Linked DNA regions of Mus musculus: region 2 is linked to region 1. The links are chromatin loops, found by intact Hi-C in ENCODE. Cell type or tissue: left cerebral cortex. All regions are shown on one strand. Links, peaks and the distances in the headings refer to the core of each region. The heading gives the core; the rest is flanking DNA.

Region 1 (4,386 bases), core at 226-4,225:
CTTTGCTGTGTGCAGAATGCGAAAGTAAGCCTTTTTTCAGACTCCCTGTCACTAAAAAAAAAAAAAAAGTAGTACTTCTTCAGGCCAGAGATGGCCCAGCAGGCAAAGGCATGACTGGAGTTTCAGGTGCAGGACCCTAATAGGAGTAGAGAACTGACTCGAAAGCTGTCCCCTGACCTCCAAAAGCACTCGGTGTACTACCCTGTACACCCCTCTCCATACAAATGTAATTAAAAGTGTTCTCCTAAAAGTGAAAAAGAATCGTCACCAATTCATTTAACAAGAGTTTGCTGAAGGGCTGGAGAAATGGCTCTGCGGCTAAGAGGACTTGCTGCTCTGAGTAACTGGGTTCAGTTTCCAGCCCATGGACGGTGGCTCACTTCTTGCTCTAGTTCCAGGGGATCCAATGCCTAATGCCCTCTTACTACTACCTCCAAGAGCACTGTATGAACGCAGCACATATGCACACACGCAGGCAAACACTTAAATACACATATAAACAGGCAAATCTTTAAAAACACCAAATGCTGGCTGAAGATGTGCTATGTACTAAAGACTGATCCAAAAAAAATGGAGGTATCAGAGTGAGTATCCTGCACAATGTAGGGCGAACAGTCAGAAAGACAAACAATACACACTTCCCAAGACCTTTAAGGTGAGCTACTGATTTGAGGAAAAAGCATTCGAGTCAGCAGAAAGAGAAGGAAAGCCAACATACAGAGCGACAGAGGAACAAGGGGTCTTGTAATGCTGGAATGGGCAAGGAAAAAAAATTACATATGAGCAGAAAATAGAATCTGGGCAGTGTTAAGTAGAGAAACCTTGTTAGTGATTTTTACAAGGTTGACGTTAATACAGGCAAGGAATCTAGACAGCTAACTTAACGTCTTTTTTTTTTTTTGCTTCTTTTAAGAATCTGAAATTAAACCAGGGCCGAGGAAGAACAGCAACAACAAAATGGGTCACACTTGAAATTGCACAAGGGACACCGGCTCAGGTATGACAGCTGAACATTCCCCGCCACCACGGTTTCCTGTGATGTCCGTGGCTCTAAGCAGAGGGGGAAGCCACAACTTCCCAACAGAATGACGGGACCAGTCCGACGAACTTGGGAAAAGTCTTTATTTGCCGTGTTAAGCACCATGTGTTTAACCCCGCACCGAACCCAGTGAAGCAGGTGGGGCCGGTGTCTCCCCATCTTAGAGATGAGGGGTCTGAGAGCGACCGCAGGGGCATGATCTAGAGTGGGCTTCACTGAGCCTGAGGTGGGTCGGGCTCGAACTTGCGGGCGACCCTTCGCCCGGCATTCCCGGCTCCCCCGAGAGCCCCGGCCGCACCGCCGACCCTGGCGCTGACTGCGGAGGGCGGCGGCGCCGCACAGGGCCTTGGGGGCTCCAGGAAGGAGCCAACTGCGACCCGGGAGCGCCCTCCTCGCGGAGCCCACCGATCCTCCCCAGCCCGCATTCCGGAACCTCGTTCGAGCCCAACGACCCACTCACAATTCCTTAATCAGCACCATCTTCCGGGAACCCCTCACAGCCGCCGCCGCCAGCCGCCACCGCCGGGCCTCGCAACACGCAAGCGTAGCCCCGCCTCCCAATCGTCCGAGCCCCGGGAGCGCCTGCGCGTCCGCGCCCTTCCGCCGCCGGCCATTGCGTCAGCGCGCCTGGGGGAGCTGACTCCGCCCAGTCCACGCCCCGCTCACGGAGCACGAGGCCTCCACTGCGGCTGCGTGGCCCCTTGGCGCGCTGGTGAGCCTTGGAGCGCGCCTGCGTACTCTCGGCGAGCAGTGGGGCAGCAAGCGCGGCGTCCTCCTGCCAGCGTTAGTCTCTCACGGCGCTGTGCAGCCTATGGTTTCCAGTGAGTTCTCCAGTCGGGACCCTAAACGACGTTGAGTTCGCACAGGTGTGGGAGCCGAGGACGACCTCAGGTTTAGCAGGAGCGTGTTCTAGAAACCCAGACAGACCGGTGTTAAAATCCTGATGTGTTCGCCCCTTGTCCTAACTAACCTTTTTAAGGGTACATCTATCTGGTTTGCCTGTATTGTGTCTGCTCCCTGTGTGTCTCATGCATACTGAGGTTCACGTGTAACTGGAGATGCAGACAGTTGTGAAATGCCATGTGAGTGCTGGGAACCAAACCTGGGTCCTCTGCAAGAACCCCCAGTGTTCTTAACAACTGAGCCCCTGTCCAAACATTGAATCCTCAACAAAAGCAATTTTGCATGAGACAGACCCAGACCCAGTTGGGTAGACTAATTCTAGACGAATTCTACGTGTCTAAGGCATTGGTTTTTCATTATGTGCTTTCGGGGCAAAGAACTCACTACAGGAAGAATGAAAGTTAAATTTTACTAAGACCAATCAGAAGCCCGTCCCAACACGGGCTTTAAGCACTAGTTGACCTAACAACTTTGATAAAACAATTTTGAAACAGTGACTAAGTACTGCTCTTGGACTGCCCTCTGCTTCCTCACTCACTGAACTTAGTAACTTGGGATTCAAGGACCTTTTAGTGGGATTCCTAGGGAGCTGGATAGCTGCAGGAATAATCTTCTTTGTGTCAACGGGCATTTTAGGTAAATTTGATTTCTCTATACTTTGTGTCAAACCATATTTTTTCCCTCATCGAATGATCTTGAAAATATTTTCATAAAAACTAGAAATAGTCTCAAGAATATTCTTCCCCTCTCTAGTGATTGATTTATTTATATTTTATGTACATTGGTGTTTTACCTGCATGTATACCTGGATGAGGTCAGATCCCCTGGAACTGGAGTTTCAAACAGTTGTGAGCTGCCACGTCGTGGGTGCTGGGAATTGAACCCAGATACTCTAGAAGAACCACCAGTGCTCTTAACTGCTGAGCCATCTCTCCAACCCCAGTCCCAAGTGTTCCTTAATTTTGTTAGATATCAGAGCATAGGTCAGTTGTCCCGATTTGGGAAACTGGGTTGGACTTTGAAGATGAAGCCCTGGACCTGAATCCTGGCTGGTTGACTTCAAGAAATCTGGAATAAAGAATCTTGTAGAGACTTAATTTATACAACCAAAGATAGGTGACTGTTTAGAGAATAAAAAGTAGGAAGGGACTGAAAATGTAGCTCAGTTTATAGAGTACTTGCCTAATGTCCTAGCAGTGAGTTCAGTCCTTTTGATTTTTTTGAGGCAGGGTTTCTCTGTATAGCTCTGGCTGTCCTGGAACTCACTCTGTAGACAGAGCTGGCCTCGAACTCAAAAATCCGCCTGCCTCTGCCTCTGCCTCTGCCTCTGCCTCCCAAGTGCTAGGATTAAAGGCGTGTGCCACCCCGCCCAGCTTGAGTTCAGTCTTAAACACCACAAAAAAGCCAAAATTACATGAAGCACCTATACATATCACATGGTAATAGAAGGTTTTTGAATGAAAACCATATAAAAACTATCAGGGATCAGCAACAGTAAATTAAAAAGGAAAGCCAAAGAGAGGTTGAAGAGATGACTACTCTTGCAGAAGACTAGGAAGCCACCTGTAACTCCACTTCCAGGAAATAATACACATAACTTTTTTAATTTCATATAGTTCTTAAAATTGATATATAATAATAACTTCATTTCTCCCCTCCCTCTCCTACACTCCCATGTCTGACCACATTCTTCTCTCCCAAACTCAAGGTCTTTTATCACTATTATTACATATAAATGAATGAGCATATAAACACAAAGCATTTTTTTTGGCCGGGCGTGGTGGTGCACACCTTTAATCCCAGCACTTGGGAGGTAGAGGCAAACTGATCTCTGAGTTCAAGGCCAGCCTGGTCTACACAGAAACCCTGTCTAGAAAAACCAAACACATACCTATACATCATAATACATATGTACATACATGCAACCTGTGAGTCAATTCAGTGTTGCCTGCATGTATAAGTTTTTAGGGCTAACCACTCAGTATTAGATAACCAGTCAGAGGTCTCTTCCTAGGGAAGACTAATTCTCTGTTTGCTTCTGTCTGGAGTGCAGTTGTTAATTGCCCATAGATCTTCATCTAGGGGTGTGGGTAAGATTTTTTTCCATCTACCTTGGGATGTCAAGTGTCATTGGAATTGTTCCAGCATTGTTAAGGCAGCCAGGTTGAAATTTAGGAGAAGGCACGATCTCAAGCCAACTTTCTGACTTCAGCAATCTTCCCACCACCCCCTTCTATCATGTTCCCTCGGTATTAAAGGAATTGAAAACCTGGGCCTGAATCCTGGCTCATTGACTTCAAGATACCTGCAGTAAAGAATCTTGCAAGAATTGTGTTGTCGCCAGGGACAGCGGTGGAGTACGCCTTTAATCCTGGCACTTGGGAGGCAGAGGAAGGCAGATTTCTGAGTTCAAGGCCAGCCTGGTCTACAGAGTGAGTTCCAGG
Region 2 (4,386 bases), core at 73-4,072, 56 kb after region 1:
ACCAGGACTGGGGTGCGTGCCGTGACCCTCTCGGGCAGCAAGGACTCCTGGAGCCTGGTGAGTCTCCCATTTGATGAGGCACAAGGCCAGACACTCAGAGCCAGGAGGACCTGGGGTCATCCAGGGACTGTTGTGATGTCAGGGTCTCAATCTAGCTCCCCCAGCTTTGAAGGCAGTGTTTCCATTTATGGCGTCTGGGGGTGGGAAGGTGTTAGACAGGCAGCACTTCTCTTGCCAGAATCTCACGTGAGGACCTGGGGAAGTCTGTGTGCAAGCCACAGCATGCAGACGCTGACCGGCCCGCTCTGCCCAGAAGTGGCCTTTCCAAAAGTGGGGCTGGGACTCAGAAGAGACAAGCCAACTGTGAAGATGACCCAGCGCCCACCCATAATCCCAATACTCTGGGTGTGGGGGGGAGGCAGGGGGATTGCCATGAACTCAGGGTGAGCCTACACTAAAGAGCAGGACTCTGTACTTGAGAAGAGGCATGGGAGGAAGTGGAGAGGGGAGAGAGCGCCTGGGAGTGAGGCAAGTATGGCTGCCACTCAACAGGGATGGAGTGGGAGTCACCGCAGCCGTGGCACTGCAGGCAGAAATGCCTGTCTCCTGGGCCCAGCATGCTTCCTGCTGACTCAGTGAGGTTGACAGGCTGTGCCCTCAGGAAGCAAATGTGCTCATGTGACCCATCTGCCTGCTGCCAGAGGCACCTGGCTGAGGGTGGCAGAAATGCTGGCTAACCCAAAGTGACAAGTGTCTGGTGGGAAGCTCAGGCTTCTCGGGGCCCCGAGCCTTGCTTCCTTTTATAATCTGGCTAACCTGGGGGAAAGAGAATTGAAATCGCTGGGGCACCTGCTTGCTTTACAGGCAGCTACACGAGCTGCTGTACGACCCAGGGAGTAGGAAGTATGTCACCGCCACCCCAGAAACGGCAAGTTGGGATGGGGAGCTCTGCATGGCATGGGCAGAGCCTCTCCGCTGCCAGCACACCTCCACTCACAGCCCAGGGAGCAGAGGGAGCTGCCGTAGCACGGGCCACAGCACACGCGGTCAGGTGTGAACACATGGCTATCCACAGTGACGCGATGTGTTGGAACAGCCAGTGGCTGGTGCCACACCTGACTCGCAGCCACGTGTCATTGTCCCTCTGGCCTCTGCAGACAGACAGCTGTGTGTGTAAGTTGTGTGAATGACCTCTTTGGAGCATCCAGCTTCAAATTTTACTCCAAGCAGAGTGGAAGCAAAGGGATACAAAGGTGAGGCTGGCAGGCTGTAACTAGGGCAAGCCCAAAGTCTGAGGATGCTTAAGTCTGGGCCTCCATAGAGTGAGTGACTGCCCACCTGGAGAAGGCCCTACTGCAAGCCTGCCTCCAGGGTACGGTGCCTTGCACTGGGTGAAGCTTGCCTGCAGTGTGGAAGGAAGATCATACATGTTGCTGGTATGTACAGGGCCACACTCCAAGTCAGCCCTGAAAACACCACTGGTCATAGGTTGTCTGGTCACCTGGGCTTCAGAGATGAGATGGCTCCCTTGTCCTCTCACAACCAGAAAGGCAGACCAGGTCTCAGGCCCATTGCTGTCCTTAACACCTTTAAACCTGCTGGGACCACGCCACCCACACCTCCTGCCTGCTTTTCACTCAGACATTCTATACTGCTCCCTGGTGACTGTAGGTGGGATCTGGCTCAGCATTTGCTGATGGTCCTGATAGTACACTTCCCTGGAAATACAGTCAGCCAAAGGCTGGTGTGTGGTCCCCCCCCCACCCCTCCGCCGCCGCCGGCCTACTATGTCCCACTTTCAGTTGTGTCGGGCCTGGTTCCCTAGCTAACTGAAGGCAGTTGTTGAGATAATCCCATGCCCCACATGAAACATCCATGAATCCCAATCTGCGGTTTCTGTGACAGTGTGGAGGGAACCGGCTGTTTCTGGAAGCTGATGGACAGTGTGACTCCCCATAGGGCTGGCAGCGTCAATGCGCCCTCTGGTGGCCTCTGGAGAGGAGTGGCATGTTTCCAGGAGGCCCGCTACAGGACAGTCATGAGAGAGGGCCGGAGCTCCAGACTCTGGGGCAGCGCACACCAAGCATGTCTAAGCATGTGTTAAGTGTGTAGCTGTAACTGGACAGGAAACAGAATCCCAGGTTCTCAGAAGTGCTTTCCTTAAAACAGTGGATCCTTTGTCTTTAAAGTTTGAGCAGTCTTGCCACGTTGCTTGCGGTGGCTGAGAGCTCCTGGCTCACTCTGTCTTGTGTGAGAAGCATTGGCCCCTCACCTGCAGTGGACACAGTCCTGGTGGGTACCTGGTGGTCAGCATGCAAAGGTGTTTTCTGGTGGCTGTTTTACCTGTTTAAGGCTGAGACCACCCTTCTTTGCACCTCTGCAGGAGCGTGAGGGTGTGTAGACCACCTCAGCACACTCTTACTCTGGGGGGAGTCACAGAAGAGGGACTGTTTGAAGCACACCCCGCTGACTCTGGGCACCTCCTGGCCTCAGCTTCCTGCTGACTCCCAGCCTGGCTTGGACTTGTCACCAAGTATTGGACCCCTAGGGTGAGCGGCACCTCCACTAGATGCTGCCATCAAGGGGGCTGCCTCAGCTGTGGGTTCTGACAAGCATGTACACAGGACACGTGGCCTGTGATTCGTGGGGGGAGGGAGTATCTGGTTTCTGGCTCTTGGAAAGCCCCCAGGTCGCCACAGAAACCATGACCTAGTGTCTTCCTAGGGTCCTCTGCTTTCTGTGCTGTATCAGATCCAGTGCAAATGCACCTCAGACTGAGAGCAGCTCTGTGCACATGCATGAGGCCTCAGGCCAGCTGCTGAGGGACATGAAGCTGAGGGATGGCCCTGGCCATGACTGGGGAGTGAATTAGGTCACAAGGGAGAGAAGGAGGAGGCGACAAGAGCCAACTCCTCAGATCCCATTGTTGCTCTGTGGATGGCAGAGACGGGGGACGGGGCTTTGGGATAGAGGCCTTGCTGATCTGGGCAAGCAGAGAGCACACTCACAGCAGTCTGCCTCTTCGTCTTCCTCAGCACTGATGGAGCAGAGATGCAATCGGCTAGGAGCAAAGGTGGGAGGACGCTCAAGCAAGTGAAGAATGCCGAGTGGGGAGCTCTTCCAGGAGTGCAGAGGACTGCTGGGACTGGGGAGCACTACTGGGAGTTCAGAGGACTATAGGGAATGGGGAGCACTGTTGGGAGTGGGGAGCACTTCGAGTGCAGAGGACTGCTGGGAGTGTGGAGAGCACTACTGGAACTAGGGAGCGTTGCTAGGAGTGGGGAGCACTGCAAGTTCAGAGGACTAATAGAAGTGCAGAGGAGTGCAAGACTGCTCGTGGCAGTGGGAGGCAGGAGAAAAACCCATGTCTTCCTCAATCAGCAAGGTACAGTGAGCTGGAGCCCTATCATAGCAGTGTGGAGAGCGTGAAGATAAGAAGGGACAGGGTGGAACATGAAGGGAAGAGGGGCTTGGCCTTTCCAGGAGAAGGCTTCAGACAGGAACTCCTGAAGGGACCTTGAGGAGGGCCCTGGACACAGCAGTTCCCCCTGCCCAGGTGACAGTCCCTGCCTGCAGCCCTAATGTGTTGTACACCTTGCCCTGTGCAAACCCGACATGTCCTCTAGATGGTCCTCACAGTCCTACAGAGAAAAGACATCAGGAAGGATGGCCAGGGTCACTTGCCAGAAGACAGGAAAGTCATCCCACAGCTGTTAGGCCAGGTGAAACACCGCTGGAGGACCAGGGAGGTGCCCATTCAGGGAATGGAGAAGTCATATGTGAACTGTGGTCTCTTAAGGATACACGGTGCCTGAGAGAGAGAGAGTTGCTGAGGGATGCTCCTGCCTCCTTAGAACAGCTGTCTGTGACTATCCTGCCTGAAACTGGCCCCTAAATTCTCAGACCCACCAAGGTCCCTGTACCACCCAAGAGCACTGTTTGAATTAAGCAGGGATATGGCAGGCTCATGTGGCTTGGATATGCCAGCAAGAGGGCAAGGTAGGCTGTAGTTGGTGTCTTTAGCACCAGACATTGGTTCTGTGTTTGAGACCCAGGCAAAGAGCAAGGGGGTGGCCTGGGTCAATCCAAATAAACATCTAAGATTAGGTAGGCGTGGCTGGCATTCATTCCTAGCACTGACACGTTGAGCCTCATGACCTATAGACCAGACGAGGAGCACACGAGGACACTGAGCCAAATGCGTTCAGCCCATGTAGAGCAGAGCAAAGCAAAGCACAAGCTCAGACCTGCCATCCTGACTATAAGCAGCCAGCGAAGAATGCATGTCCGTGGAGTGCTCTGGGGGTGCACATGCACACTGAACAGAAAAAATCCGCTGGGGGGGTGATGGTGCGCATGCGCACCAAGCAGAAAAACAAATGCATT

Evidence for each region. Peaks named below come from ENCODE experiments on the same cell type or tissue, not always from the same donor. Only the 100,000 strongest peaks of a DNase experiment are listed, where the experiment ranks them.
Region 2: it touches region 1 in a loop (3-fold over the local background); 21 of 42 quality-filtered maps call a loop at or near these places.

What each region holds. Positions count from the first base shown.
Region 1 is chr5:111,327,947-111,332,332 of GRCm38, reverse strand. It overlaps Pitpnb (phosphatidylinositol transfer protein, beta), which reads right to left and starts at 1,636. Exons shown (of 12, transcript NM_019640.5): 1 at 1,500-1,636. The coding sequence starts at 1,519. In left cerebral cortex, for the core only: a CTCF peak has its summit at 1,736; a DNase peak (open chromatin) is centred at 1,682; H3K4me3 peaks cover 2,072 bases; H3K27ac peaks cover 947 bases.
Region 2 is chr5:111,271,378-111,275,763 of GRCm38, reverse strand. All of the region lies in intron 14 of Ttc28 (tetratricopeptide repeat domain 28), which reads right to left. Among named protein-coding and RNA genes, the nearest start is that of Gm35628, 39 kb to the right of the region's middle. In left cerebral cortex, for the core only: a CTCF peak has its summit at 1,982 (motif pointing left); DNase peaks (open chromatin) are centred at 610 and 1,986.